2 separate regions of the Mus musculus genome follow, and region 2 is linked to region 1. A link is a loop called in an ENCODE intact Hi-C map of the cell type or tissue named here. Cell type or tissue: left cerebral cortex. All regions are shown on one strand. Links, peaks and the distances in the headings refer to the core of each region. The heading gives the core; the rest is flanking DNA. Region 1 overlaps Cdc123 (cell division cycle 123). Region 2 holds the start of Phyh (phytanoyl-CoA hydroxylase).

Region 1 (16,058 bases), core at 4,755-12,754:
AATAACAAAATAAATAATAGAAAGCCAACATTCACGTGGAAACTGAACAACATTCTTCTCAATGATACATACCTTGGTCAAGGAAGGAATAAAGAAAGAAATTAAGGACTTTTTGGAGTTTAATGAAAATGAAGCCACAACATACCCAAACTTATGGGACACTATGAAAGCATTTCTAAGAGGGAAACTCATAGCTCTGAGTGCCTCCAAAAAGAAATGGGAGAGAGCACACACTAGCAGCTTGACAGCACACCTAAAAGCTCTAGAACAAAAGGAAGCAAATTCACCCAAGAGGAGTAGATGGCAGGAAATAATCAAACTCAGGGGCAAAATCAACCAAGTGGAAACAAGAAGAACTATTCAAAGAATCAACCAAACGAGGAGCTGGTTCTTTGAGAAAATCAACAAGATAGATAAACCCTTAGCCAGACTCACTAGCGGGCACAGGGAAAGCATCCTAATTAACAAAATCAGAAATGAAAAGGGGGGCATAACAACAGATCCTGAAGAAATCCAAAACACCATCAGATCCTTCTACAAAAGGCTATACACAACAAAACTGGAAAACTTGGACGAGATGGACAAGTCTGTCTGTCTGTCTGTCTGTCCGTCCGTCCGTCCGTCCTTCCTTCCTTCCTTCCTTCCTTCCTTCCTTCCTTCCTTCCTTTCTTTCTTTCTTTCTTTCTTTCTTTCTTTCTTTCTTTCTTTCTAAATTGAGGCTATGGAGATGGCTCAGTCGGTAAAGGGCAAGCTTGGGGACCTGAGTGTGGGTCCCCACAATCCACATAAAGCTGAATATGGCGGTCCTTCCGAATTCCTGGCACTAGGGGTGGAGGAAGGGACATGTGGGAAGCCCAGAGCTTGATGGCTAGCTAGGACAGTCATGTAGTGCTTGGGCCACAGTTGGTGCAAATGTTGGGGAGACATGAGATGTGGCCTTGTTGAAGGAGGTGTGTCCTGAGGGGTGGTCTTGAAGGTTTCAGAAGCTAACATTTTATGTGTGTGAGCGGCTGAGAGAGGCTTATTACAGGGCCCAAGGTCTTGATGGTGATTTTATTCTTGACCTTAGGTTCATTGATTGTTTTCTTCCTTCCTCTCTCCCCCTTCCTCTTGCTTCTTCTTTTCTTCTCTCTTTATTTCCTTCTCCTTTTCATTTTATTTACTTACACACTGTTCCAGGCTGACCTGGAACTTACTGTGTAGCCTAGGCTAGCCTAGAGCTCATAATAGTGCCCCTGCCTCACGGTCCTGGTACACACATGCACCATCACGCCAGGCACTTCCTGGTTTCCTATCTTAGCCTGGATTATGTCTGAGACATAGGTTATCTACCCTAGACTATTCTGCTTGTCTCCGTCATGCCTGGTGTCACAACATAGGAACTCCATTAATATTCTTAGTGCTTCTCATGCTGGCCCTCGTGGGAAAGAGCAGTTATTTTTAAAGAATTGAACAATTGTAGTGATTTTTATTAACCTGACATTTCATGGCTTCAATTTTGATCAACCTGAAACGACCTGTAAGATTTATTTTTGCTTAAGCAATGTTAAATGTACTCATAGTTAGTTTTGAAGTATAGCTACTTCGGGTAACCTTAGTTGAACTTGAAGCAAGGGATTTTTGCTTTTAAGGGCAATGAGGTCCTCAGGTTGCACCTCTGAGTGGTAGGGCGCGGTAACAGACACTTCCTGACTTTCTTATGGAAAGAAAATTTGGTTAATGATAGCTTTTGTTTTCCTTTTCAACACGAGTCCTGCTTGAGGCTAAAGTCTTGTCAGTGTGTGTATTAAGTATTTCTCTCTCTGTCTCTGTCTCTGTCTCTCTCTGTCTCTCTCTGTCTCTCTCTCTCTCTCTCTCTCTCTCTCTCTCTCCTCTATCCCCTCTATCCCCACCCCCAGCCTCCCTGTGCCTCCCCACTAAACTTAACCCAGGAGTTTTAGTAAGAGTTCTAGCACCTCCATCCATGAGAGTCATAGTGTACCTTCTGACTGAATGCTCCTTTCACCCTTGTTACCTCAGTAGTACATGGCACACGTAAACATTTGCTACTGTAAAAACAGAAAGGCCATTGGCAGCTTAATAAAGCACACTGTGTACCTTTCTTTTGAAACGTGTTGTAGATTATATCATTTGGTTCCCAGTTATTAGTGGTTCTAGAAGTCTGTGTTCTCTGGATTTCAGCTAGTCAAGTTGACCACAATTGTTACTGTTTGCAATGTGAAAACATAAATGATTGCAGAGTGCCAACGTGCCACAGAGTCAGGGAGGCCAAAGGCTTTTACACTGGGTTTGTGTTTGAATGGCTCGATGCTTCCCTTCCTCAAACTGGATCCAAGGCTTCATGCCTGCTGAGCATAAACCTCAATACCTCACTACCCACTACCTTCAAGACAGCCTTTAAAAGATTTCTCTGTGCCCGAGAAATCCTGTCTTTCATTGGTCAGCACATCTGTTAGCTGAATCCTTCTCCTGTGACAAAGCAAGAGGAGGAGGATCTAGTTCTGCTCACAGTTCAGGGGCCTTAACTGCAGTGGTGGCCTCGTGGCTCTGTGCCCACAGTGAGGCAGAGCAGTATGGCGGAGAGCTACCCGCCTCCTGGTGCCGGGGAAGCAGAGACTTGGTCTGACTTCATACACTCACCCCACTGCTGAGTTCCCGGGCTTACAGCTGGAGACACGTATTGAACACATGAACGTGTGAGGGCCATCTTACTTCCAACCGTAATAGCCACAAGGGGGGAAGTGCTCTTGTTTTCTTCATGCTCGGTTTTCACAATTGTATATTACATATTACGAGTGATGCACATGTACAACTACCTTTTTTTCCCACCAATTTTGTCAAGCTCCCTACAATAATGCATGTCAGTGGTAAATTAAAAGTAAAAATGAGCCAGGCGGTGGTGGCGCACTCCTTTAATCCCAGCACTTGGGAGGCAGAGGCAGGCAGATTTCTGAGTTCGAGGCCAGCCTGGTCTACAGAGTGAGTTCCAGGACAGCCAGGGCTACACAGAAAAATCCTGTCTTGAAAATCCAAAAAATAAAATAAAATAAAACAAATAAAGATGAGTAGCAGTAGAGGGACGGATCACCTGGGCTTTCCCCCTTGTCCTGGTTTGCTTTGTTTCTCTGTTGCTGTGATAAAATACAGACCCAAAGCAACTTGGGGAGGCAAAGGATTTATTTCGTCTTCCTGCTTAGAGTCATTATCAAGGGAAGCTAAGGCGGGAACTAAAGCAGAGGCCACGGGGCGGGGGGGTGGGGGGGGGCTGCTTACTGACTTGCTCCCCATGCCTTGCTTAGCTACTTCCTTAAACAAGGACAGCTTCCTTGCCCGGGATAGCGCTGCTCGCAGTGGACTGGACCCTCCCGTATCAATCATCAATTAAAAGAGAAAATGCCCCCACAGACCTGTGCACAGGCCAGTCTGATGGAGGTAGGCTCCCACTAAGCTCCCCCTTCTCAGGTGACTCTAGTTTGGGTGAAAGAGACACAAAGTAACCAGCGCTCGGTGTCCACAGCTTTCACCCATCTTCATTGCTGATGCACACCCATGCCTGCTAATCTCATGGGGTTCTTGTCTTCATATTCCTGTCCTGCTGTGGCATGTTTCCCTTTGCCTCAAAGTGGATCCCCTTTCTACTTCCTCCTCTCCCTCCCACACATGACAGCCAGCAAGTTGCTTCCTTGTTTGTTCCATCGGAGTATTTTATTCTCCCTGGTGTTCTGAAATGATCTGTGTACCTGCTAGCTTCCTCTGTCATGCCTCATAAAGCACTTTGGGGTCCTAGGTGATTTGTGGTCCTGGTGCCTAGTCCAGGGCTTGGCACAGATGGGCGTTTTGTAATACTCTATTTTATTGTTCATGAAACAGTCCTTAGAGGGGATGCTTAACGGAGGGTTGTATGGTTCTGTCCAAGGTCTTTTGCAATGACAGACATTGTGGCTTTCTGTGGCCAAGCTACTGTCCACAGAGCAGTCCTCAGTGTACTCCTCAGGGTTATCACTAAGGTGGATGGTGCTGCCATCCTACCTTCACTAAAGATGGAGCATAGCCATGTTGCGTGGCTCTCAGTGGCAGAGCTGATGTCATAGAACAGTATGCAGCCTGCTGACTCCGCAGCAGGACGGACACCGAGAGTGGACAGACTTACCGTCACTCAGAGCTGGTCAGCCTGAGTTGTGTATCGTCCTAGCTTATTTGCCAAGCTTGGACTTTTTTGAATTTTAGATTCTTTGCCCATTGACAGGAAAATGGAGGTTACTGGAGCTGCTTGTGCTGTGTTGAGGATTAAATGCGCCTGCGTAGTACTCAACAGCAAGCAATGCTTCATGGGATCAAAGCTCATATTGTTTATGAAGATGTCTGCATAAATTAACAAAAAAATTGCATTTTTCTCTCCAAAGGTTTATTCATTGCACTGATGACTCTCCAGACCCTTGTATAGAGTACGAGGTAAGCGGCTTGTTCGCCTTAGACCATTGAGAATCCCGGACAAAGGTCCTGGAAGTGTGCTGCTTATTTGTAAATGAAAAATTGTAGTCTAATTTCTCTGGGAACGTAAAACGGCTAAATTTTACATTTAAGAAATTTGTCGTACATATAGAAGAATATATATTATTTTTAGTTGGGGCATGGTGGAGCATGTTGGTGCATGTCTTTAATCCCAGCAGAGGCAGGCAGATGGCTGAGTTCAAGGACAGGCTGGTCTACAAAGCAAATTTCAGGCCAGTCAAAGTCACACAGTGAGACTCTGTCTCAAACAAAAGAGAGGGCAGGGCGGGGAGTATCTTAGTCATTGTTCTATTGCTATGAAGAGACACCATGGCCACAGCAACTCCTATAAAAGAAAATATTTAATTAGGGCTTGCTTACCATTTCAAAGATTTAGTTTATTATCAGGATGTTTAGGAGCATGGTGCCATGCAGCAGATATGGTGCTAGAAAGAGGTCTCCATCCAGATGGACAGGCAGCAGGGAGAGAGGGAGCACTGGGCCTCGCTCACCCTCCTCAACACACTTCTTCCAATAAGACCACACCTCCTAATAGGGCCACTCCCTGGTGACCAAGCATTCAAATCCATGAGCCTATTGGGGCCATTCTTACTCAGGCCACCACAGAAAGAAAAAGAAAATGTACTATTTGTAGACTATATACTAGGATATATATACTGTACACAGAGAATATACACAGTCTTGTATAACATAAATGTCTTTGTACTTTTCACCCAGCCAAATCTAGTTCAGTGTCTGTACCTTCATGACCTGTGCCTGCCAGCCAGGGCCACAACCTACCTGCTCTCCATAGCCTTCAAAATAGCACCATGAGCTGGAAACCTGTGGCGGACATCCCAAACTCAAACTGCATTACTGAGAGCAACACCATCCTCACTTTAGTGGCAGCTCCTTCTCCCACTCACTCATCCTACAGAGAAGGTGGAGAAGGTGGAGAGCGATGACACGGACTGAGGAAGGATTGGAATTGATGCAAGCTCCAGGCTTTGCTCCATTTTCTGAAGATTTACACATAGATACCTCTCAATGGGCAGTAGTCTTAAATATAGCTAATTTCTTAACTAATTAATTGATTCTGGAGTTTTCTTATCCTTTAAATGCTGCATAGTAGACTATCACTTGTAATTACTCTTGATTCCTTTTGAATTTGTACTGTCAAATACAGTATTTCTGAACAGTAACTGGTCATCATTGCTTTTTAATTGTAAAACATTTTCATATTTGGTTTTATAGTATCTTAGAATTAGTACCATGATTAAAATTTCCTTCTGCATTATTTGCTTCTAGACATCTCTAGATATATGTGCTTTCAAGATCTGTCTAGGGACTGGGGTTGCAGCTTAGGAGTGAAGTGTTTGCATGCCATGCTTTAGGTCCTGGGTTTGTCTCTAGCATCATGGAGAAAATATTGTCCACTGATACTCACTGTACTAAATATTTTTATATTGAAAGATCTTCTATGAATATATTGTCTATATGGAACATTGAATTTATTATTTATTAGGCCACTAAATAGTTACTAGGTCTTAGAGGGTTTGGTCTTTACATACAAGTATGAATATGCCTCCCCCCCACCCGGCTTATTTCTAGAGCGTATTTTCCCATGTCAGTCTTTTATAACACTATTTATATGCACATTGCATATTTATATCTACTGTTTTGCTGAACAGCTTACTGTGACGCACCTGTTATGTGTTAGGATTTGGTGCTAGGTATACAGGACCTGCACAGAGTGTTATTTACTCGTTCACTGAGGTATGGTGCTGGTTGAAATGGTGTCTAATGGTGTCTGAAGCTGAGGTTTACTTCCCAGTCCTCTGCTGTTTGATGCGGCAGCAGCATGCTAAGACACTGGAGTTAAAGCTGGGGAAGTGAGGTTCTCAAGTAATTACAGTGAAAAACGTTGCAAGCAGAGTCCCATACAGCATATGCTCCTGTCTGTGTACTTAAAAACGTTTCCATCTGCTGTGCACTTGGTATTCCTGGACCACTTCTTGAAAGACAAACAGGAACCAGAAAGCTCGGGTTGCTTCCGAGGACTACAGAAGAACTGGGCAAGGAGAACGGCTTTACCATTTCGTACTTTAAAAACCAATTAGTGTGTGTTACTTACTGCTGTTAGTGTACCACACTTGCTTAGTTTGTTGCTAGTTTGAAAATGACTGTAGCCACGTTACACCCACACTCGTACCCCAGGATTGACTTTTAATACATAAGAACTGATAATATTTTAGTTTGAGACTCACAGGGTTTTTTTTTTTTAATATATTTAATTTGTTCACTTTATTTTATGTATGAGTGTTTACAAGCATGTATATGCACTGTATGTGTGCTTGGTGCCCACAGAGATCAGAAGAGGGTATCAGATCCCCCTAGTACTGGAGTTATAGGAGGTTGTAGACCAACCTGTGTGCTGGGAATTGAACCCAGTTCTCTGCAACAGCACCAAGTGCTCGTAACTACAGAACTATCTCCCTAGCAAATACCACATTTGCAAGGTTTAACCCAGAGCTCTCAGCAATGAAGGATGAACTCAGTGCATTTGGAAGTCTTAAGACATTTAATAAAAAACTTAATTTTCTCTAAGAAGAGGAAATTATTACCAGATAATTTAAATGCCAGAAAAACTGAGGAACCACTACCCAGCTAAGACCTCAGTGATAACAGCTTGGTCCTTCCCTTTCTTGAAAGAGGGAGAGAGGAAGGGCAGGGAAGAAGAGGGAGGCCGAGACTCTCATAAGTAGTTTCTATAACATCTTAAACTTTACAAACAGATGTGCTGCTGCCTGAACCCAGGACCCCAGTGCTGAGAAGATAGATAGATAGATAGATAGATAGATAGATAGATAGATAGAGACAGACAGACAGACAGACAGACAGACAGACAGACAGACACTCACTCTTCAAGAGGGACACAATATACAACCAGCAGGGCAGCTTGTGGCGCAGTGGTGGTGAGATTTGCCTTCTTTATCTGTTTCTAATCTCTCCAAATGGTGACCCCGTCTTCGCTAGGATGCTCCTCAGGCTCTGAGCTGCTTAAGCAAGCGCTGAACCGCTAAGCCAAACCTAAAACCTCAATTCTGATAGGGTTGCAGCTCCTGTCACATCTCCTGTTTTAGGTGGCCTCTTTATCACAAAACCACTTTTAATGACAATCATTATAATAAGATTTTCACATGAAAGGCTCTTCTCATATACTTCTGTTATATTTATTCCGTGTCTACAGCTTGTTCTCCGAAAATGGTGTGAATTAATTCCTGGGGCTGAATTCCGATGTTTTGTCAAAGAAAATAAGCTTATTGGTGAGTTCTTCTTGTCCTTGAAGGTAATCTTTAATGTGTATATGTTTCCAGAAAGTGAGCCCAGATCCTAGTACATGCTAGGTAAGTGCTCTGTTATAGCCCTTTCCCCAGAGGAGCCTTTAAAAGAGGATTGCTGACAAGGTGGCCCAGCTGGTAAAAGCCACCAAGCCTGATAGCCTCAGGCCAGTCCCAGAGCCTGTGTGGTAGGAGAGAACTAACTCCCAGTCTTTGACCACCATGTGCACTTGCTTAATCAAAGGTGTGTGCCCCTCACACACTCGTGTGTGCCCCTCACACACTCATGTGTACCCATGCACATTAATCAAGCAAACAGTAAACTTTATTTTTAAAAGAGAAAGATAACTGTGTTGTAAATTTTAGAATTTCACTTTTATGGTTGAGTTATATTTCATTGTGTGAATATATTAATTTTATCATTATTTTGATCATATATGTATCAGAGTGTCACACTACTTCATAAATATGTACAATGATCATGTTTCATTGGAAAATAGCCAAAGGAGAAAAAACAAGCTTTTGATGGAAATAGTTTCAATAATTAGGACAGGGGTTTGATATTGAGTCTGGAGTTCTGTGTTAATAAGGGTCCTGAGCCTGCAAAGACAAAAATCACATGATCATCTCATTAGATGCTGAGAAAGCACTTGACAAAATCCAACACCCCTTCATCATAAAAGTCATGGAAAGAGCAGGAATTCAAGGCCAATACCTAAACATAATAAAAGCAATCTACAGCAAACCAGTAGCCAACATCAAACTAAATGGAGAGAAACTCAAAGCAATCCCACTAAAATCAGGGACTAGACAAGGCTGTCCACTCTCTCCCTACCTATTCAATATAGTACTTGAAGTCCTAGTCAGAGCAATTCGACAACAAAAGGAGATCAAGGGGATACAAATTGGAAAGGAAGAAGTCAAAATATCACTATTTGCAGATGATATAGTATATATAAGTGACCCTAAAAATTCCACCAGAATGTTTCTACACAGGAAGGTGGCGCTGTTGATCCTGTCTGGACTCTAGAGATGGAGGGACAGCTTTTACCATTCTCAACCAGTGGTTAGAAAAGTTTTGTTTTACTCCCAGTAAAGTGCTTATTGTAAAATAAACATCATCAAAAGCTAAATTTTAACAGTCTTTCCTTTTTTAAAGATTTATTTTATTTACTTGTGCATACGTGTGTTGGGGTGTGCAAATGTCCATGGAGGCCAGAAGTGTTGGATTTGCCTAGTGTTGAAGCTGTAGGGAGTCATAAGATGTCTTAATGTGGGTGCTGGAAACCAAGCTCGGGTCTCCTGTGAGACAGTATATACTCTTTGTTGTTGTTGCTGTTTTGGTTTTTTTGGTTTTTTGTTTTCGAGACAGGGTTTCTCTGTGTAGCCCTGGCTGTCCTGGAACTCACTCTGTAGACCAGGCTGGCTTCGAACTCAGAAATCCACCTGCCTCTACCGCCCAAGTGCTGGGATTAAAGGCGTGCACCACCACGCCCGGCTCAGTGTATACTCTTAACTCAGCCATCTCTCCAGGCTCCTATAATCTTTCTGTTATTAGGGCATTGTTTATTACATGAGCAGAGAAAATATATGAAACAAGTCTGTTTCTTGTCTTCTTACCTCTGAAGATATTACCCTGTTAGCTGTCACTTACTCAGGCTATGGACTGAAGTAAGTTGTTCTTTCAAAACGTTTGCCACTGTGTTTTCTGTAAGGTAAAAGTTGTGGACCAAGGGACATGTAGCTGAGCATCAGCTCACCAGTTCTCATGGAATGGATGGAATGGTGGCATTTATTCTTATAACTAAGATAAGCGTAGGTGTTCCACTGTTACATATTCCACAGTTTAAGTGTGCTAGTCACACTTGGGTGTGTGACTAAGAACTCAGAGGCCTTTCCTTACAGCAGTCTGAATTTCAGGCTCTGAAGACCAATCACCTTCCGTAAAACAAACACAGGCTGCTTTTGTGAAGGCAGGCAGGTGTGTGTGAGGGCTCTTTTACATGTTCCCACCCCACCACCACCTGGAAGAGGATAGCGATTTGAAGAGACTAGCTTTAAACATGAAAGCAGCAGGTGCATGCATGCGCACGTCTAGAATTGCTATTGGAGGTTTTACTAAGCAAGTCTTTTTGTGACTGAATCCTTTCCACCGTGCTAAATAAAATAACGACTTCCAAAATTAAGTGTGTGGCATTCTGGAGCCTAAGATGCATTTATTCATAGACCTTGGTTGCTGAGCTATTTGGTTTGAGCTGCCGTGTTCACCTGTATGGTCTTCTGGCCAGCTTCAAAAGCCTCGATCACTACCTATGGTAAATTATGTTAATTGGTGTTTTATGGGCATCATCTAGTAACAGCTACTGAACGTTTTCTTGTCAGGTATTTCTCAGAGGGATTACACACAATACTATGATCATATTTCTAAGCAAAAAGAAGAAATTTGCAGATGCATTCAAGACTTTTTCAAGGAACACCTACAGTATAAATTCTTAGATGAAGACTGTGAGTATTTGCTATTGGTGCAATGAAGTGAGACCTGGCAATGGTCGCTGAGCCTCAATAAAGTAAAGTAAAAGTTGTGGACATCACTCTGGCCTGTCTTCAATACTCAGCTCAGTGTTCTGCACCCCAGCACTTTATTATGTGACCATTGGTGTCACTGATGACTTGTGTTCATGTCACCCCATGTAATTAGATAATGTTATTCAATACCAGGGCACTTCTCTCCACGCTCGGAGAAGCTGGTGCGTTTTACCAGATCTGTCCGTGGAGAGTAGAGTGCTTCTTCTTTTTAGCTTCTGTCTGTTATCTGGGGCAGAAACGGCTGCAGAGCAAACAACTGGGGGTTGTTTTGAGGAACTGAAAGTTTGTGGTATGTAAGAGAGTTTTCAAATAGCATAGAGTTAAACCTGTGATTTATGCCTTTCTTACTTGCCAAGCCTGGGTTCCATAGCATATTTAATTTAAAAAGAAGATGAATCGTGCTGTCTGATAATTACATTCTGTGCTTTCTTATGAGACTCATTTCCCACCTCAGGTATGTGATGGGAGTGCCTTTCACTCATAATTGTCTTGGTGACAGCTTCCTCTGCCCATGCAAGCAACTATGTTGCTATTTGGTTTGTGTTTTTAAGCATGAGCAATCATTACAGTTAGACTTTTATTTCATCAATGAGTCTGTTCATTGTTGTGTTGGGCAGGTTCCTACACTGTAGTCTAACGGGCCTTGGTCCTACTTGGTTCAAGCTGGCCTTGACCCTGCAGCCGTCCTCCTACCTTAGTTTCTCTAGTGCTAGGAAGTGTGAGCCACCATAAGTATTCATGGCTAATTATATTCTGCTGTGTTTAGTAGTAAAGTATACTTGAATTTTCAAAAAGAGATTTAGATTATGAAAGCATTCGCTTATTAGTAACTGAGTTTTTTTTCTTCTTTACAGTTGTGTTCGATATATACAGGGACAGTAGGGTAAGTACTGTAGTTAACTTGCTTTAAAACCAGGAATGGTGAACACAGTACACAGCCATTAAATTTATGAAGGGTCTATTGCTCAGAAAATGTATTCTCAAGATGAAGTCTGTGAAATTCACAATGTAAGATTATTCCTTACAGTAGCATATCCAGCATGAATAAATTCAGTGTGCTTGCTTTGGTGAATTTAGCTCCAGCTGGCCTGGAATTTGTTTTTTTGTTTGTTTGGTTTGGTTTGGTTTGGTTTGGTTTGGTTTGGTTTAGTTTTCAATACTGGGCTTTTCTGTGTAGCCCTGTTTGTCCTGAAACTCACATTGTAGACCAGGCTGGCCTCAAACTTAGACATCCTCCTGTCTCTGCTTCCTGAGTACTGGCATTGAAGGTGTACACTCAGATGGAATTTGTTATGTAAATCAGGTTGGTTTTGAACTCATGACCCTCTTGCTTTTGCCTCCTGTGTGATGGGATTACAGGGTGGTCCCTAAATATAGGACCAGCAATAGAACAAGTGAATAAATGACCACTTATGTCCTTCTTCACACTTCCTGGGAGGTCTAGACCTACTAAAAATCATTCATTGTATACACTTAACAATAGAAATTTGTCATTTGGTTCTTAGGTTTTCTCAAGTCAACTAAAAGGCTCTTTGTGTGACTTGCTTAAGCAAAGATGTAAATTTGTTTACATTTATTTTTTTTTCCTTTAATAGATTTTTCATTTAAACTTTTTGAATATGTTTATATTCATATTCATGTGGGAATCCTGCGCATGAGTGTGTATATTCATGTGGGCTGTGCACATAGCCAAAGGACAACCCCAGGTGTCATCCTCAGAAATGCTGCCTGTCTCCCCTGAAGCAGCAACTCTTGTTGGCTTGGAGCTCATCAATTAAATAAAGCGGGCTGGTCAGTGGGCCTCAGGGGTCATCCTGACTCCACCTCCCAGTGCCGGGGTACAAATGTGTAACAAGCATACCTTACATTTTTTCTGTGGTTTCTGGGGATCAAACTTGGGTCCCCAGGAAGATGAGGTAAGCACTTTACAGTTGAGTTAGCTCCCTAGCCCCAGATTAACACTTTTAACTTAAATTTATTTTTTATCTAATATATAAAAACATAAATTGGATATGAATTTAATGTTTGAGTGCATGTCTGCATCATGTCCTGTTTAGTTCTGGATTCCTTACATAAGTGAACTAATCCAGGCAAAGGGCAAGTACTACATGATTTCATTCATATGGGAAACCAAAGGAGTTCCTACTCAAATGTTTGTCATCCCTTTATGGTAAGAACATTCAAAATTCTCCCGTTTCTGGCCTGAGTTTACTGAACTGACAGCACATCCTCATTGTCTGGCAGGCACCCCAGCCTCCAGGATAGGTATAAGTGTCACTAGAGACGTTGGAGGTGACAGTATCCTATCCCAGTAGTTAAATGTTGGAGGCCCCAATGGTCTCCCCTCTGTGCAGTAGCATACAGAACTTCTTATTCTTCTTTATTAACTATTGATCATCTTCTGCCACGTCGCTCCCCACACCAGCCTCTGGTAGCCGTCTTTCTACCCTTGACCCGTGGAAGATCCCTGGTTGAGTTCACATATGAATGAGATCCTGTGGTATTTGCCCTTTTTCCTGGATTAGTTCACTTACATTACGCCTCCCAGTTCATCCGCATTGCCCCAGAGTACTAGGCAGCTATGTTTCTTATTGCTCAACAGTTCTGTTGTGTGTTTGGACCACATTTTCTTTATCTATTTGTCTGCACTTCCAGGTTGTTGTGGGTAGTGTGGAAATTGAGATTGGGGGACAACTGTTCTTTCAGGTATTCACGTCTTTGGATGTATGCCCAAGAACTGGGATGCTGGGTCATATGGTGTGTCTGTTTTTAATCTCTTTATTTATTTACATTGATCGTGTGAGAACATGGACTTGAGTGTGCTTCTGTCTTTCCACCATGTGGGTTCCTGGGATCAAGCCCAGGACCTCAGGTTTGTCAGCAAGTGCCTTCAAAGGCCGAGCCTCCCTAGGAGCCTCTTTAACTTTGTAGGGCACTTGCATGCTCTTCCTCAGCTAGACTAGCTTACCTTCCTCCCCACAGTCCGTGAGGACTCCTGGTCCCCAGATCCTTGCCAGTGCTTGTCGCCTTGGTACTTCTGGCTGGTGAGAGGCAGGTTCTCTGAAGACACATGTGAACACAGCACACATGCACACAATCACAAACACATCTGAAAGGACAGGGGAGCAGAGGTCGAGACAAGGAAGGATGCTTGGGAAAGTTCCAGCTGGACGGAAAGAAACCTCCGAGGCCTGGGAAGCAGGGTGAGTTCATAGACAGACATCTGATCCCGCAGGCAGGAGTCGCTTCTCTGCTTCCTGGTAAAGACGTTGGCAGCCTGCTGTGTGTGTCTGTGCTGTGCTAGCTGCTGTACTGCCCACAGGAAGCATCAAACAAGATAGCCTTGAACGTTGGAGGAAGTTATCTTGATGTGGAAGTGGCAGACTTGTGTTCGCGAGGTGTGGCCTGTGGCAGGCAGCATCTAGGCAGTTAGAACAGGGTAAAACCAGCCTTTTGTCTAGAACACGCTCCCTTCCCGGAAGGCTTTTATTATCATTTAGTTCTGTATCTCAGTCTGTATATGCTGTGGGGTAAGTGTTATCTGCCTGCAGTGTATAGATACTAAACTAGTTATTTCATATCGGCAGTTGAAAATGTTGGAACCTGCCAAGCTGCCTCCTGTCCCTGGCAAATGTCCTGATCACTAACTCAGTGGGGCTGACAGGTAGACGCAGCTGTTTAGCCTGTAAAAGAGTTGAGGAATTAAAGTGAAGTTGGACGAGTATATAAGTAATGGTAGCTGAGATCCTGCAGATCTGAAAAAGAGTTCATTTTTAAAAGCGAGAAGCATGCCAGTCTAAACATCCTGACAGTTTCCGTTCCGAGATTTAGACCATATTGTAAAACCCATTTGCATTTACTCAATGGTACGTGTATCAGAGTTTGTTAGACACTTTCTTGAATATATTATTTTGTGGCTATTCTTGTAGAAAGCTCACTCGTGTCTGTAAGTAGTTTGGCTCGTGACATATAACTGAAGTGTTTGTACCTAGTGACACTTTGGCGTGTCTATGTTTATTGTTGTTGGGCAACTTGATTCAGGGCTGTAGAGTCTTAACTGTTCTATGCACATCAGGTCAGTAGCCCACCCATTCTGTGAGTCTAGGATGGACACTGGGTAAGGTTTCAGAAGCCCCCTCAGGGATGATGATGTACGGCTAGAATTTAAAATCCTTATTTACATTGTGTGTGTGTATATAAGAGAGAGACACACAGAGGCAGAAGGTGGGGGGGTTTCACTGCATAGCTCTAGCTAGCTCAGAACTCACTATGTAGAGCAAGTTGGCCTGGAACTCACAAAGATCCATCTGCCTCTTATTTTAGAGTCTTAGAAAATCAATGTTGTTCCTTTCTAGTCTTTTCCCTGTGACTTGTGTTGCTGATAACTTGTTTTATTGCTTTCTGGACAGAATGTTGTTTAATTTTGAGTCTTGCTATTGTAAGTTTGGCTTTGTAACTTGATCATGCCAAACAAAGGAAGTCCAGCGTGTGCTGTGTTCTGCAGACTCATGGATCTAGACCAGGCTTGTTGCTGAAATATGTAGCTTTGGAAGCAAACGCGCATCCTTTTCAGATCAAACACATTTTCGGGGAAGGGATAGAATTACAGATGAGCAATACTGGCAGGGGTTCTTTGTGCTATTTCTTTATTTTTTATATGGAGACTTTATCACATGGGGAAAAAATCTTTCCCAATTTTTTTTCCTTTGGCCACTTGATTTTTTAGTTATTGAGCAACCGTGCATGTTAAAATCTTTTGGTTTCTAATTGTGTTGGTTTTTTAGTAATATATTTTGAAGTTGTGTTTTTAGATAACACTAATTCTATTTTGATGAAACATGATATAAATAAAAGGAGGAAATTTGGGTTTTGGCTCACTGTTTCAGAGGTTTCTGGCGGTGGCCACTAGGCCCCATCACTGTGAGCCTTTGGGGTGTGAGACATCAGAGAGGGGGCCGGGGAACAGAGCTGCGCTGATGGGCTTTTGTTTGCTTTTTCCCCTTGAGGGCCCTATTTGGAGTTTGTGGGTCTGCCCCTCAGGAGCTGCCTTTGGTAGCTGTCCTCTGTGGACACGCCTCAGCGGTATACTCTGAAGTGTGTCTCACCAGTCTCCAATCAAGTTGACGATGGAGATTAACCATAGCAGATCATTTCAATCAAAACCTTATCATTAAGTAGGGACCTTTTCTATTCCTAATACTAATTGGGCTTTTGTATGTTTTTCATTATATATTTTATCTGATATTAGTAGTGCTGCAGGCTTGGGTTTGTTTTGAGAATTATTCATTGTTTCTAATGCTTTCATGTTTAGCTGTCTTATATACAGATTGCTGCTGGGTTATTTTGATCTCTTGCTGTGTGATTTCTTTTTGATCTCGTTGGTGTTTGTTCACATACTTGTTGCAGTGTGGATCCAATTTTGTCTTTTTCTAGACATCCTACTCCCTTTGGTCAAAAGGGAGGGCTTTATGCCAGCTCTTTATCTGGCTTTTTGACCAATGGCTAGTATTATTTAGTATTACTTCACATAGTCTAAGAATATAGAAGTGGGTACCAGACTGATGTGTGCAAATGGCTCAAGTGGCAAAAGAAACTGATAGGATTTCTCTTGGGGGTTATACAAAATAGAAACCTTACTCA
Region 2 (16,058 bases), core at 2,858-10,857, 890 kb after region 1:
CCGGAGCTCCGTCATTAAACTACCTTGTGTGTTTACGTCAAGATGGTCTCTCTTGATTCTTTGGGTGCACGCTATCTCTTGACTCGGGTGGGGTTATCCCCACGGAGGTCTTTCATACCAAGAATCTGTCTTACTATCCAAATCTAACTGGCCTGGAACTTGCCAGGTAGGCAAGGCTAGCCTTGAACTCAGAGATCTGCCTGCTTCTGCTTCTTGAGTAAAGGGACCAGAGATATGTACTCCCACAGCCTGCCTGCATTTGTACTTTTCAACTCAACATTTCTATGTGTATTGCTTTAATGAAGTAGTGAGGACAAAGTTTAGAGTGTTAAGTCCAAAACATAGGTACAGTCACCAAAAATGTGTATTACTGAAAAAAATATTAACCAAGGAATTATATCTGTACAATAGATGTTAAAAATGAAGGGCAGAATACTGTGGGCATACTTATTATAATAGGATAAAAATCATATAAAACAAAATACAGAGGGAGAGGAAGGAGAGAGGGCATGTCAATGTCTGTAGCTGAGCAGTTGCAAAGCAGTTTTGTTTTAAAACAATGGTTGCCTTTCAGTAATGATTTAAAATTCTGAATTTTAAATTTTCTACAGTGTGAAGAGCCAGAGAACTGCCATGACAGTAGTGTGTGTAGCCAAAGTCATGAGAGCAGAGTGTGTAGCCAAAGTCATGGGAGCAGGGTGTGTAGCCAAGAGGAGCTCCTATCTTTGTTAAGTTTGTAAAGGGATTTTCTCAAGAGGCTTTGATGGCTGAAGTGCCTATAGGCTGGAGCTGCAGAAATAAACTTTGAGCCTTGACCAGAACACTGTCTTGGTTCCATTCTTCTATGGCCCACAGCCTTTTCATTCCCAGCGCTCCTTTCAGGTGACCCTGCTCGACCTTAAGCCACTGGATGGCTACAAATAAGCATTGTCTTTCAAATGGAAGATCAATTCAATGAAGTATATGTGATATGTATAAGATAAATATTTCTTAAGTTAGGGTCTCACTTTGTAGCAGTCTTGAACTTGGAACCTCCTGCCTTAGCAAAGTCTGGGATTCCAGGAACACACCACACCCAAATCATACATTTTAAGTAGTCTAGTCAGTACACTCTCAGAAGCAACCCACCCACTCCTTAAGGTTGGTGCTGTGGCTTTGTCTACGATATTCATGAAGGTTGGGTGCTCCCCTTAAAAACAAGGCAATACTCATGTCAGGTGCTGGACTACAGTTGTCTCAGCTGCTCAGGAGGCTGGAGAGTCCTAAGCTCAAGACCTGGTGAGACCTTGCTTCTTACACACAATCTCTCTCCATTGTGTTTTGTGTGTGTGTGTGTGTGTATCTGTCTGTCTGTCTCTGTCTCTGTGTCTTTCTTTCTGTGTCTCTTCATCTCTCTGACTCTCTTGTCTCTGTGTGTCTCTCTCTCTTTCAAAATGCTAGCCAATATGTCAATAACACCAATATAGAAGTAAAGTAACGTGACATGTGATGCTTGGATTTTTCAAGGGTAAAATTATGTATTTTCTTTCTCTCTCTTTCTCTTTTTTTTTAACTTCTTTTTGGATCTTAGCTATGTTAAGAAAACTTAGGTTCTCCATAGTTCCCCAAAGCAGTACTGGTAGACCATTTTCTGGAAGCAAAGTGTGTTCTACATGGATTCTAGTTGGGTAGCTTGCTGCATGTTATGTTACCTGGTTGTACAGTGGACATTCTATCCCAGCTACTACTAGAAAAACTTTTACAAGCTGTCTCAGTTAAGGTCAATATTGCTGAGCTGAAACACCATGACCAAAAGTGACTTGGGGAGGAAAGGGTTTATTTGGCTTACACTTCCACATCACTGTTCATTATTGAAGGAGCTCAGGGCAGAAACTCAAACAGGGTAGGAACCTGGAGGCAGGAGCTGATGCAGAGGCTATAGAGAGGTGCTGCTTACTGGCTTGCTCCCCATGGCTTTCTCAGCCTGCTCTCTTATAGAACTCAAGACTACCAGCCCAGAGATGGCCCCACCCACAATGGGCTGCTGGACCCTCCTCCATTAATCACTAATTAAGAAATCCACCAGATTGCCGACAGCCCAATTTTATAGAGGCATTTCTCAATCCAGATTCTTAGATGATTAACTCTTGTGTCAGGCTGCTGTAACACACTAGTCAGAACACATACACAGTGAAGTAACAGGCAAAAATGAGATCTACTTACTGGAATTGTTCAGGCTGGAAACTGGCAGGGGAAGCCAACCCTGATACAGGCTGGGCTACCTAGGGGAGAATTAAGGAAAAGAAAGAAGAAGGCAGGAGACAACCTTTTTGCCAAACACCAGCCACAAATCCCCCAGATTATACCTGTAGCTCCAGTCAGCCCCAGTCCCAGGGTTTCCTTGTGCTAAGCTACTGAGCAAATAAGATACCAAAGGTCACGCTTTAGAAGGGAGAGCACAGCTTGGGCCTCGTGTGACTGCAGGCTAAACTGGAAGGAGCTTGGACGTCATTAGGGCACAAAAAGTCCAAGCCACACCAGTGAAGTAAACACTGAACCGTCACTCAGTAACTACGGGTTAGGAACAGCCCTTTTCTGTTATCTTTTTTCTTTTTTTGGTTTTTCCGAGACAGGGTTTCTCTGTGTAGCCCTGGCTGTCCTGGACCTCACTCTGTAGACCGTGTGTTGCTGCTTTTGGAGTGTCAGTTCCACACAGGTGTGGGTGGAACCCAGCACTTGGGAGGCAAAGGGGGGGGGGGTTGAGTTTCATCAGCTTGGTCTACAGAGTGGGTTTCAGGCCAGTCAGGGCCACACAGTGAAAGCCTGTGGGTCTCAAACCCACCAAGAGACCCACAATGTCACTTCACATGAACTTGCCATCTACTCGTGTTCACTCATTTATTGAAACAGGATCTCACTGTGCACCTAAGGTAGGGCCTGGGTGTTTTATAGCCCATCTGATCTCAGTTTCTTCTGCCTTCATCTTCCAAGTGCTGGGGTTACAGGTGTGCATTGTCAGGCCTGGATTGCTTTTAATTAATTAATTGATTAATTGATTAATTAATTAATTAAGGCTTTATGACTTTTAGAGACAGAGAACATGCTACATGAGCTAGCCTTGAGCTTAATAATGTAGCCACGTATGATCTTGAACTGATCCTCCTGCCCCCCACTTACTTCCTGCCAGGTGAAATTATAGACAGGCACCACCATATGCGGTTTATTGTTTTTCTTGCTTTCTTTCTCTTCTGTTTTTTGTTGTTTTGTTTTGTCCTTTGTTTTTTTGGTTTTTTTTTTTTTTGTTTTTTGTTTTTTTTTGTCAGAATCCCACTACGTAGCCCTGGCTGACTGGGAACTTGATATGTAGACCAGGCTGATCTTGAACTCACAGAGACTGTCTGCCTCTGCTGAGATTAAAGGTGATTGCCAACTATCTATTATTTATTTACTTTTTTATTTACGTATTTAATGCATATTGGTGTTTTGCCTGCATGTATGTCTGTGTGAGAGTGTCAGGTCATTTGTTGCTGGATGACAGTTGTGAGCTGCCATGTGGTTGTTGGGATTTGAACCCAGGACACCTCTGAAAGAGTAGCCAGTGTGAAGAGCAGTCATTGCTCTTAACTGCTGAGCCACATCTCCAGCCTCACAATTCCCACTCTTGTTCAACTTTCCCAATATAGCATTGCCGCAAGGACATATAGACCTCAGTGCTCCAAACTGGTCACCTCGGCCCTTCTCCACTGTTTCTTGGACTTTGATGATGTGGGAGAAATGTTAAATGATATTGAAATATATGACAGAGATGGGGGTGTGGGTGGGGTAAAGTGAAAAGAGACGCAGAAGCTGTGACCCAGGATGACCCCAATTATGCAAATACAAAACATTCCTTGTTCCCTAATCCACACTGCTTTTTTTTTTTTTTGGACAGGGTTTCTCTGTGTAGCCCTGGTCGTCCTAGAACTCACTTACTTTGCAGACCAGGCTGGCCTTGAACTCAGAAATCCAATCCGCCTGCCTCTGCCTCCCAGATTCTGGGATTAAAGGCGTGTGCCACCACTGCCCAGCATCCACACTGCTTAGAAGCAAATTAAGGCTGAGGAGATACGGCCTCAATTTCTAGAACTCTACTTACATAATATATTCCCTATGGCTCTTGGTCAGCACTATCTAATATCCAATACTAGCTGCTAGCTACATCTGGCCATTTAAATTGAAAAATGATTCAAGTTAAAAGTGTATACTTTGCCGGGCGTGGTGGCGCACGCCTTTAATCCCAGCACTCCGGAGGCAGAGGCAGGTGAATTTCTCAGTTCGAGGCCAGCCTGGTCTACAGAGTGAGTTCCAGGACAGCCAGGGCTACACAGAGAAACCCTGTCTCGAAAAACAAAACAAAACAAAAAAAGTGTATACTTTAATCCCAGCACTTAAGAGGCAGAGGTGGTGGTCTCTGTGAGTTCTAAGCCAATCCAGTCTATAATAGCAAATTCCAGCTCGCCAGAGATGCGTGATAAGATTCTGTCTCAAAAATCAAGCAACCAATAAGATCCAAAGAGTAGTGAAGAGACTGCATCAATTTCAGTCCAAATACATCTAGTACCAGTATATCCAAGGTTCTCAAAATGTAGCAAACATCCAACTGCCAAGAAAAAACCAGACTGTGATATTCCATCCCTACATGGCCTGCAGGTCTAACCACTGCTTTAGTCCAATACACACTAATCAGGGTCTTTCCCCATTAGTTTCTCAGTGTAAAATGAAGTTACATTATTAGCCTGTAGAGTTTAAGCTTGAGGTAAGCCTGGCACACCGCTGCTTATAAACCAAAAGCCCCACAGGCAGAATAACAGGGAAGGCCAAATAAACAACTATTATGATCAGCCTCGGAGGTGGCAGGCACTGAAAACCCTAAACCATTCATTTTTAGCAATTTCTAGGGCGAGGGGCCAACAGTTTGATGCTTCCTCCCATCCCCCAAGAGTCTGAGTGTATGCATGTATGTGTTTGTGTGTGATGTGTGTGTACACACACGTGTTCGTGTGCATAACTGCTTCCAAGCCTTGGTTTAGTGTTTTGTTTTGCTTTTTAGACCGTCTGTCACTTTTGGCCAGGATGGCTGGCCATTAAGATCCTCAAGTCTGCCGGACGGACGGTGGTGGCACGAACCTTTAATCCCAGCACTTGGGAGGCAGAGGCAGGCGGATTTCTGAGTTCGAGGCCAGCCTGGTCTACAAAGTGAGTTCCAGGACAGCCAGGGCTATACAGAGAAACCCTGTCTCGAAAAACCAACCAACCAACCAACCAACCAACCAACCAACCAACCAACCAACCAACCCTCGAGTCTGCACCTGCACCTCCCAGGGGGATCACAAGCATTTATCACCAGGCACTCGCTTCTGAAGTCGCTTTCCGGGAACCAGTTCAGTCCTCAGGAGACTGGGGACACCTGGCCCCTGGAGTGGGAGCTTACACAGCTAGTGGGATGGTGACAGACAGAGGGCAGGTGGAGATGGGCAGCTAGCTACCTGCTGGACAGGGTCCTGAGCCTTCTCTTTTTGGCGACTGGCGCCTCCTCCTGACCTCTGAGAATCCCTGCCTCTGCCGGCCTTGGTCACAGGCAAGCACCTGTGGGCAACTGTCCTTGGTGTTTCTGGATGCAGAAGTCAACTCAAAAAATGGCAAGCCTCTTTGTGATGACGTCGTCACCTTTCGCTTTATGCTTCCCGCTTTACACCAGCAAGAAACCACGGTTTCTTGAAGGCTCAAAATGCTGCCTAGAGAAGTCCCACCAGAGAGCCCTTCCAGAAGACGAGGGCTCTCTGGGGATGCAGCCTCCACCCGGGAACCCTAGGGATGGAGACAGGGAAGAGATGGCGGCGCAGAGGCTCTCTTATGTCCTTGAAGCCACCACCAGGGCGGAGAGGCTCCTTCGAGCCTGTGAGCCCTTCCACAGCCCAAAGGATACAATCGTTGGGGCCGAGGGTCGGCCGAGGTGTCCCAGAAGGACCTGCAGCCGGGCGCCGGCGCGCGTAAGATTCATGGTGGGGGCCAGCAGACGAAACTGCTGCGCCCAGGTCACACTTAACTTACGGCAAGGCCCCGCCTCCTAGTAGAGGGTGGAGTTCTGTCCAAGGGCAGGACACAGCGCCACCTCCCCCAGGCTGGGGGTTGGGGAGCTGGGGATGAGGGAGCGAGCCTAGGCTGTCTGGAGTCCTTGCTCCCCGCCGCTGTGTCTTTGTTCTAATCTGCAAGGTCCGAAATTTTGCGACTGGGGTGATGCAAGCCGAGCAGCCCGAGGCCGTTAGGGATCTGAGCCACCCTTTTAACTTGGTAGTTTTAATCTATGAACAACTAATCTATGTGACTAGTTCTCCCACTAAAAATTAAAATCATCTGTGTTATTCAGAAGAGACATTAAATTTAGCGTGAATTCATCCTAAAATATTAGAAAGTTTGGCTGTTAGTTTTTAAGAAGAGCGATCCACACGGTCTAGGATAACTTACATTACATTTTTGTGTGTGGTGGTGGTAGTGGTGATGGGGTGTGGTGTGTGTGTGTGTGTGTGTGTGTGTGTGTGTGTGTATGTATGTATGTATGTTTGCATCCTTGTTTGTGGAGATCAGAGAAATAATCTTCAGGGAAGTTGAGTCTCTTTCCACCACCTGAGTTTTGGGGATCGAACTCTGATGGTCAGGTTTGTTCAGCAAGCTCCCTTAACCACTGTGTATCTCACCAGCCAGTATAACATGTAAAATTTCTTATGTAGCTAAAAACTGTTTTCTTTAATCCCAGCACTTGGGAGGCGGAGGCAGGGGGATTTCTGAGTTCGAGGCCAGCCTGGTCTACAAAGTGAGTTCCTGGACCACCAGGGCTACACAGAGAAACCCTGTCTCGAAAAAGCAAACCAAACCAAACCAAACCAAACCCAAAACAAAACAAAACTGTTTTCCTAAAGTCTTTGAAATTCAACCACTACACATAATCTCAATCTCTTTGTCTCTCGGTCTCTTAAGAGAGTTACTTCTAGATTGCTTCTAGTTACTCCATAAACATGTTATTGTTTCTTAAATGCTTTCATTAGATAATTTGGTGACAGTGCCATAGTCCAGGAGAGACAAGCAAGTAACCAGCTGGCTACTTCCTGTTTTCAGGTTGCAGAGATTTGCCCTTTGTGCCTTGACCTTTAGGACGAGATTCGCTTAGCTGAAGCTCCCAGGGCCGGCTTGGTCATTTGCTTATCTCCCAACCTCATCTGTCCAGCCTGAGCAACCTGGTGGAAGCCTGACCATGTCCTGAGAGACCGGCTTAATTAGCCCACAGTTTAAAAGCAGGACTGACTGCATTCCCCCCCCACCCCCCACTTGGGAAATAGGTGTGTTCTTACTGCCCTCACCTGGTGCAAAATGGGAACTGCAGGGAGAAGGAAGAAAACAAAACTGAAATTAGTCTGAATTTGGGTCACCTCAAGCAGAATTGAAAGATTAAGACCGTCATTCTGAGGATGACTGGTTTCCCTAAAAAACAGAGAGAATTATGGCTTTGGGGCCTGTCTTAGGGTTTCTATTGCCGCCATGACCATGACCAAAAAAGGAAGTTGGAGAGGAAAGGGTGCATTCGGCTTACATTTTTACTGATCTGTTCCTCATTAAAGGAAGTCAGGACAGGAACTCAAACAGGGCAAGATCCTGGAGGTGGGAGCTGAAGCAGAGAACATGACAGGTGCTGCTTAACTGGGCTCGTTCTCCATAGCTTGTTCAGCCTCTGCTTTCTTCTAGAACCTAGGACCACCAACCCAGGCCACCAGCCCAGGGATAGCACCACCCACCATGCCCTGGGCCTTCCCCATCAATCACTAGTTAAGAAAATGCCTAACATCTGGACCTTCTTGAGGCGTTTTCTCCTTGAGATTCCCTCCTGTCAGCTAACTTTAATCTGTCTTAAACTGACATAAGACCAGCACAGGATGAGAGATTGTGGCACTCAAGATAGAATTTCCTCCTGGCTCTGTGTGTAACGTTTCCTAACCTGTATTTTTGTTTGTTTGTTTGTTTGTCTTGTGGTAACTGAGCTTAGAACCCAGAATCCCCCATAAGAGGCAAGCACACTAACAGTAAGCTATCACACACAATAAAACAAAAATAAAAATAATAAGCAGATAAAGCAAAGGAAATGATTTCATAGCCAATCCTGAAAGAATGATAGATGATATCTGCAGTCCTAGATTCTCTCTCCTGATTTTCTCTAAAGCCCAGGTCATTTCTGAGCTCATCCTGCTAACGAGCTGCTCTTCGCAAGCGGCCACCATGTGCTCATCTAGGGGTTCTGTCTCACTGCATTCTATCCCATGCAATCCTCTGCGTGCGGCCATGTGGAGTAGGCCCGCAGTGGCTTCCTCTCCCTCCTTTTCTGACTGACCTTCCCTCTCCTGAGATCTGTAGTCAGTCCTTTTACATCTTCGTTCTGTGAAAACCAGCTTTCTCAGTCACCTCCTCCAGCCTCAGACTTTAAACTTCAGCCTTCAGGAGAAGATCTCAGATTTGTAACCCTATCTTGGAATGTTAAACTCCAGACTATGTGTCCAAAGACCTCTCTCTGTGTCTCTCTGTGTCTCTGTTTTTCTCTCTGCTTTTTTTTTTTTTTTTTTTTTTTCACTTTGCAACAGAGTTCCCTGGAACTCATTCTATAGATCAGGCTGGCCTTGAACTCAGAGCTCCACTTGCCTCTGCCTCCCAAGTGCTGGGGTCAAAGGTGAAGACCATCACCACCCTCCTTTGTGGGGGATGTGGAGGTCAACCTTGTGAAGGAAAAAGTGGAATGGAGAGAGAAGCGCCACAGGATCGAAGAGCCCTGATCTGCTGTACTTGGGATTTGATCTAAGATGGCTCCCGGAACACCTGTGAGACAGCAAAATGGAACACGGGCCAGATGGTGGCTGCCCCGCCTCTTCACAGAAGTCCTAACAGGTGATGACACTCCCCGCCCCCCCCCCCCCTTTTGAGTGACCTTATTAGGCAGGGCTTTCATTGGGGCATGGTGATGGTATGGCAAGACACAATTGGCTGAGGATTTAAGGGCCTGGCTCACTGTATGTAAGCTTATGCACAATAAACTCACATCTGCACCCTGACGCTGCTCTCTGGAGTTTGAGTCCCAGGATTTATGGCAGGACTCTGTCACCTCTCACCCCTCATCCTGAGCTCTCTTTCCAGATTCTTTCCCCACTGAGATTTATATAAAGAATAAATCCATTTTCCCTCCCAGCCTCTGATCAGGAGTGAAGCTCTGAGACTAGTTATTTATTAAGAAATGCCTAGGCCACTATCGTTGGCTCATTCCCTGACTAGCTCAAAACTTATTTAACCATTCAAACTGCTCTCTGTCTGCCACATGCTTAGTCACCTGTCCTCAGCTTTCTGTCCAAGTCTGGGGCATCCTCTTCATCCTAAAGTGAGGGCAGCTACCCGCTGGTTTATGTTCGTCTCCCCAGCGCTCCTGGGGAAATCTCTCCTGTTACTCCATCCTGAGTTCATCTGGGTGACTTGTTACCTCTGCTCAGATCTCATGCTTCTTGAGTTCATCTGGGTGACTTGTTACCTCTGCTCAGATCTCATGCTTCTTGAGTTCATCTGGGTGACTTGTTACCTCTGCTCAGATCTCATGCTTCTTGAGTTCATCTGGGTGACTTGTTACCTCTGCTCAGGTCTCATGCTTCTGCCTCCTCAGTGGTCCCTGGCAAATCTCCCTTTATTTTACCCTGAGTTCATCTACCTTCCTGTTAGTTACCTATTACCTCTCCTTCAGTTCTGACTGCTTTTTCCCTACTGGCCTCCTTCAGGGTCCTCCCTAGCATCTCTCTTGAATCTCCCTTTAGTCTCTATTTCCCAGAACCTCTCTCTTCCTGCCAGTGTCCCACCTCCCATTATTCTGCCTCAGCTCATTGGCCATAGGCTTTTTTATTGACAGGTGATGCTTCTAAGAGATTCTCTCTACAAAAATGTCTAACACATCAGAAGGAAACCTCTTGCTCTCTCTTTCTCTGTAGGTGCTGGGAATTGAACCTGAGTCTTCTATGAGAGTAGCCAATGCTCTTAACCACTCAGCTATCTCTCTACCTCCACCACTTTTGAGACAAGATCTTCATGAAGCACAGGTAGGTCTTGAATTCATTATAAAGTTGAAGATGACCTTGAACTCCTGATTTTCCTGCTTCCCCCTCCCACGTCCTGAAATTACAGGCACACACCATCCTATCCAGTCCCAGGCTTTTTGGGTTTTTTTTTGTTTGTTTGTTTCTTTTTGTTTTTTTTTAAATATTTATTTGTTGGTCTGTTTTATGTATATGAGTACACTGTAGCTGTCTTCAGACACACATCAGAAGAGGGCATCAAATCCCATTACAGATGGTTGTGAGCCACCATGTGGTTGCTGGGAATTGAACTCAGGCCCTCTGGAAGAGCAGTCAGTGCTCTTACCCACTGAGCCATCTCTCCAGCCCAAGGCTTATGTTTCTTATGCTTCTCCCCCAGAGGTGGCACTATATTAGGAAACAGGGTGTGGGGCCTAGCTGGAGGTGAGCCCTTGGGGATATACTATCTGTCTTAGTTAGGGTTTTATTGCTGTGAAGAGACATTACCATGTATCCCTGATAAAGGAAATCATTTACTTGGGGCTGGCTTACATTCTCAGAGGCATATTCCATTATCATCATTGCGGGACTGTGGGTGTAGGGGAAAAAGGGGAATGGGAGAAAACCCACATCCCACCAGAGTTCCAGTGCTCTGAGTGGGCAGACACGGGAGGACTGTGCATGCTTTCCGTGTGGCCCAAGGTGGGCACCTGTGTCAAGCCACTTACCCCACACAGCGGGTTGTGGACAAGGGGCAACTCCAGGTACCAGGTTCTCAGCCTCTGGCATCCCACGCTGAATCTGGCGAAGGAGCAGAGAACAGAATAGGGGCCCAGGGGGCAGCACTTGGCCCAGAGATAAGGGAAGAGAGGGCAGAGTTAGAGGGGGGCACTGAGTGGCTCCCACACAGGCAAGAGTCCTTAGTCCAGTCTGTGGCTGCAGTGTAGGAAGGCCTTCTGGCGGGAGGTTAGACTCAGCTTGTTAGGAGAAAGCCTATCCCCATTGTTCAAGCTCAGCGGGCCTTGATGAACAGAGACGGTCCATGGTTTTAGAGCTTTATTGTAGAAAAGCAGGGAGAAAGGAGAGAAAGTAAAAAGAGAGAGAGACAGGCCATGGTCACATGGAGAGAGAGAGAGAGGGAGAGAGAGAGGTTATCTAATAATCAGAGTAAGAGAGGTAAAAGCTTAGAGAGAGAAAGGAGGGGCCAAGCAGACCCTCTTATAGTGGGCTGGCTATCTTGCTGTTGCTAGGTAACTGTGGGAAGGAGTCTAGCCAGAATGCCAGAAGCTTGGAACATTGTCTACGTGACTGATAGCCACAAGCCTCTCTTGAGAGGGGGGGGGGGGCTATGGGGGCGGTAACTTCGACAGGAACCAGGGGTCCAGGAGACATGATCGAATGCCTTCTGTCCCATGTAGGTGGAATTTACCACCCACCAGGTCCCACCTCAAGACCCGGGGTTCAAGACCTTAGCTGGACTGGAGACCAGGCTGTCTGTGCATAGCCCATTGCCCCACACATCATGGAGGAAAGCATGGCAGGGTGTGGGCAGACTTGGTGTGGAGGGACTGAGAAATCTACATCTTGATCCACAGGCAGCAGGAGGGGACCGTGTGCCACATTGGGTATTGCTTGTACATAGGAAAGTTCAAAGCCTACCCCTATAGGACACACTTCCTCCAACAAGGTCACACTACCCAATCATTTCAAACACCTAAGTCTATGGGGGCCATACTTATTCAAAGTGCCACACTACCTACCCATGGTCTCTACCTGTCCTGCTATCTACCTCGGATCTTCCAAGAAGTGAAGAACACCTTCCTCAACTGATCTAACAGGAACTGTGATATTCTGCCTAATAGAATGAGACCAATTTCTAAACAGGTCCACTTCTTTTCCACTGCCTCTGCTGGGTGGTGGGCTAGAAGGGAGGTTAAAGCATTTAAGAACCATCATCGAAAGCAGGTCTGAAAAATCTCAGCTATGGATGCATTCTTCATAGTGTAAGGCAGGAAATTTAAGTTTGATCCCTAGACCAAGTTGGAGCCAAGAAAGAAAAATAGTTGGGCCCTGAAGCAGCCTGTTCCAGGAATTGGCTGACCACAAAAGTTAGATTAAAATCTTGAGAAGCAGGGAATTTCCCCTTGTGATTTTTAGTTCCACCTTGTGATTTTTCACTGGCATTTTTGATTTTTCCAATAACACCCTCCCTACACCCTTGGGTTATTTTTTTTTTAATACCCCCTTTCCCAGAGTCGGCCCCAGCGTGCTGGTTCCTATCAATAAACCTCGTGTGATTGCAGCAAGGACGGTCTCTCCTGAGTTCTTGGGGGGTCATGTCATCCTGAGACTTGAGTGAGGGTCCCCCCTCTTTGGGGGTCTTTAGTCGATGTTCCTATAGGAATCAGCTCTTATAGCACACAGTCCCTGGCAAACCAGTTCATTTAAGCTGCACTCTATAAACTCAGATGTGTGCCTTTCCAAATATGGGCTGATCGAGAATGGACTATGTTGTGCACAGCTCTGCAGTCAGGCTGACAGATAGGTCTGCAAAACTCCAGGACCTATGTCACCAGCCTCAGTTTACACTTCTATCTGGGTCTTGGTTCCAATTAGACAAGAGACTGTAAGATACAAGGAATACTTCTGCTGCATAAAATTACAGAAGAGTTCAGCATCTGCAGTAATTGCCACAGCTGAAATACCAACATGGCAGTCATGGGTATGGCTTGAATGTGAAATATCCCCTATAGGCTCCCGTGTGAGCACCCGATGTTGGATCCCTATAAATTGCGAGTGCTCGGCCAAAAACCATGCTCATGCTTAGCCTAAACATCAGTCAGTTCTGGCATTCTGGCTAAGAACTACTTAAAAAAAAAACAAAACTTCAAAAGAAAAATTAAAATCTTTTTATTCTTAATTGTGTGTATGTCCAGTCGAAAAGGATTAGGAAATAGCAAGAAATGGTCAGATCAAATCAGGATCAAATGTCAGCAGGACAAACATTAAACCCAGCTCGGTGCCCAGGATTGGAGCATGTGCAGTTAAAATGCAAGCTCCAACCCCAGCAGCTTTGCTGGTGGTGATCCACATGGTCCCTTTTCGGTGGGCTCTACTCCCTGCTTGCAGCTTTCCTTGGGGTCTCCACTGAAGCCCCAGCTTCCATCCCAGAGCTTCAGACATCACGCCTGCCTGGGAACTGCCTGGAAGGTTTCTTACCCTGATGTAGTTTCCTGGCCTCCCAGGTCTTTGAAATCTAGTTGAAAGCTGTTCTACCCTTAACAATCCAAGACATTTCCTCTGCACATTGCAAAACCACAACATGAAGGATGCTGAGGTTTTCTTGAGTTGCAGCCTGGAACCTTGGTACTAGGGCTGCAGGGACCTCAGATTTCCAGAATGGCTGAAGGTAGAGGGAAACACTTTTCTTGGGGGTGGGGGAGGCATAAGCTAAAATGTCTTCACCTTTGGGGCTTCAGCCAATTCCTGAGATATCCTTATGGCATCTTCATTCAAAGAATGCTCTGGGTTCTGCTGTGACAAACACCATGGATGAAAAGCAGCTTGGGGGGAGGAATGCATTTTTTTTCAGCTTCTGTCCCATTCATCACTGAGGGAAATCAGGGCGGGAGCCATGTTAGCATCAGGTATGCTCATTCATTTCTTTCAGCCATTTTCCTTTCACATCCCAGGACCACTGCCTTGAGGGCTGCATATGGAGGAACATATGGATGATCTGAATAAAGACATTGTAACTGGAACTGGAGAGCTGGCTCAGCCATTAAGAGCACTGGCTGCTCTACCAGAGGTCCTAAGTTCAATTTCCAGCAACCACATAGTGGCTCGTAACCATCTGTAATGGGATCTGATGCCCTCTTCTGGTGTGTCTGAAGACAGTGACAGTGTACATACATACATGAAATAAGTAAGCCTTAAAAAAAAAAAAAAAGAAGGATGTTGTATACTGGTAAATTTTTACCCACTCCCACTAACCACATCAGCAATTCACTTATGCAAGTGTCTCTTCCAATGATGTGTGCATGCATGCAGTTACTAGTAATAATATATATATATATATGCATATATAGGATATATATATGTATCCATATATAAAACAAAAGGAAAGGTGGTAAAACAGACATTTCTAGTACCTGTTCTGGTTTTAATTTCTTCATAAGAATGTTTTTATGCTTACATTTTCAGAGTTTTCGGGACTCTCGAGTGGTGTAAAACACTGGAAGCAGACGCACTGGGCTGGATGGACTTGCAGAAGATGGATGGAGGTCAGTGAGGTTTACAGCTGTTGCAGCTGCCTGGGTAAGTTGAATTAGCCTCACGAGTGAGAAACATGCATTTCTGATTTTTTTCAAATTACTGACTGCACTTCAAACAAAAATTAGCACTTAGTAAACAGAGACATGAAAGTTTAAACTATTATAGTTTTATTTCTCAAAGTGGACCCAAACCCAGGAATATATCCTAGACATTAAATTTTATATAATTTTGCTTTAAAAGTGTGCAAAATATGCTTGGGTGATAAACATTACATTCTATATATTTCCACGTACATGTTTTTATTCCTGAAATACAATGGTGGCTGCATCAGCCTTGTCCCACAATCACACTGTAATTACAGTAAACTAGTGACGTTTAATCTTGTTTTCATCAAGTTTGGTTTTTGCTGCTACTGAGGACTAAACCCAGGGCCTTGTGAATGCTAGGCAAATACTCTACCACTAAGCTATACTTTCGAACTTTTTAGGATCCTTTGTGCTGGAGGAGAGCAAAGCAGGGCCTTATTAGGTTGCCCAGGCAGACTTTGAACGAGGTCCTCTTGCTTCGGCCTCCTGAGTATGTGGGATTACAGCCCTGTGTCACTAGACCCAGCTCCACAGTCGCTGGACTTTGTTACATGCTGTTGTCCTGGGCATTAACCTCTTAAAAGGCAGCACGACCTAGCAAGGACCATCAATGCCAGCAGTGTTGATATGTGAGGTCTATCATAATAGGAAACTGCAGAGAATGTTAAGACCTATGCACCCAATACTCACTCACCAGACAAACCACAAGCGCACCCTTGTACAGCAAGTTTGGCTTCCAGGGGTTCTTGACCATGTCTGGATGCCTAGAGATGCTGCCTGTTAGTTGACTCAGGCCTGGTCTAATCCACCCACTCCTCATTCAAAAGGACTTTGGATTTTCACTGTGGCCTCTGATGTTTCATGACTGCAATCCTTATGTGGATTCTTAATGAGAATGGGATACTCGAGTGTTGGAAGCAGAGTATGTTGTGTGAGCACCTGGTCAGATATGAAAACGAGCGTTCAAGCAGGGTTTGTGTGTGTGCATGCGCACCATCAGATCTCTCAAACACCTGCCTGTGCTAAGCATCTGTAAAAATAAACTAGTATAGCTATTATTTCTGTTTCTACAGAATAAAATGAAGATCTAGAACTCTGACAATGAAATATTAATGTATTTATTGCTAGGTGCATGAGTACATAGCACACGATGTACGTGCAGGTCACTGTTCTTTGCACATGGGTTCTGCAGACAGATGGAGCTCAGCCTTATGAGACAAGCCGCTGTACCCGCTGAGCCATCTTACACAGCTCAAAACAGAACAATTTAAAGGCAATGCTGAACTCAGATGCAAGGGCCGCTCGCTCATGCATCAGAACAATCAGAAACTTCCACTTATTCATTACAACTCATGCAGAATTTGGAAGACTTAGATATTTCAAAATACTGAGCCAAAAAAAGAACAAGAATGTTGTTGCTTCAACCCAGCCTGTGGAAATAACCTGCTAAACTTTAATTATGAGAGGATCTGACACTAGGGTGGAATTTCTCCAGGGTGGAATTTTAGACTGGTACCAGAAGTCGGCAAGGCGTGACTGCTGGACACATTAAGAGTCCCATGTAGACTTTGCCAAACTTATTAAACAATGA

What was found. Peaks named below come from ENCODE experiments on the same cell type or tissue, not always from the same donor. Only the 100,000 strongest peaks of a DNase experiment are listed, where the experiment ranks them.
Region 2: it touches region 1 in a loop (3.0-fold over the local background); 6 of 42 quality-filtered maps call a loop at or near these places.

Annotation. Positions count from the first base shown.
Region 1 is chr2:5,799,190-5,815,247 of GRCm38, reverse strand. It overlaps Cdc123 (cell division cycle 123), which reads left to right. Exons shown (of 13, transcript NM_133837.5): 7 at 4,404-4,452; 8 at 7,742-7,817; 9 at 10,215-10,337; 10 at 11,273-11,301. Among named protein-coding and RNA genes, the nearest start is that of Gm29984, 18 kb to the left of the region's middle. In left cerebral cortex, for the core only: a CTCF peak has its summit at 8,845; a DNase peak (open chromatin) is centred at 8,827.
Region 2 is chr2:4,909,031-4,925,088 of GRCm38, reverse strand. Phyh (phytanoyl-CoA hydroxylase) reads right to left here and starts at 6,093. Exons shown (of 9, transcript NM_010726.2): 1 at 5,945-6,093; 2 at 2,203-2,261. The coding sequence starts at 6,019. Gm46728 (a long non-coding RNA gene) reads left to right here and starts at 8,633. Exons shown (of 3, transcript XR_001783222.2): 1 at 8,633-8,943; 2 at 10,023-10,130; 3 at 14,310-14,483. It overlaps Sephs1 (selenophosphate synthetase 1), which reads right to left. Exons shown (of 9, transcript NM_175400.6): 9 at 14,532-16,058. In left cerebral cortex, for the core only: CTCF peaks have their summits at 5,878, 6,088, 7,190 and 7,392 (motif pointing left); DNase peaks (open chromatin) are centred at 6,089 and 7,351; H3K4me3 peaks cover 1,751 bases; H3K27ac peaks cover 2,254 bases.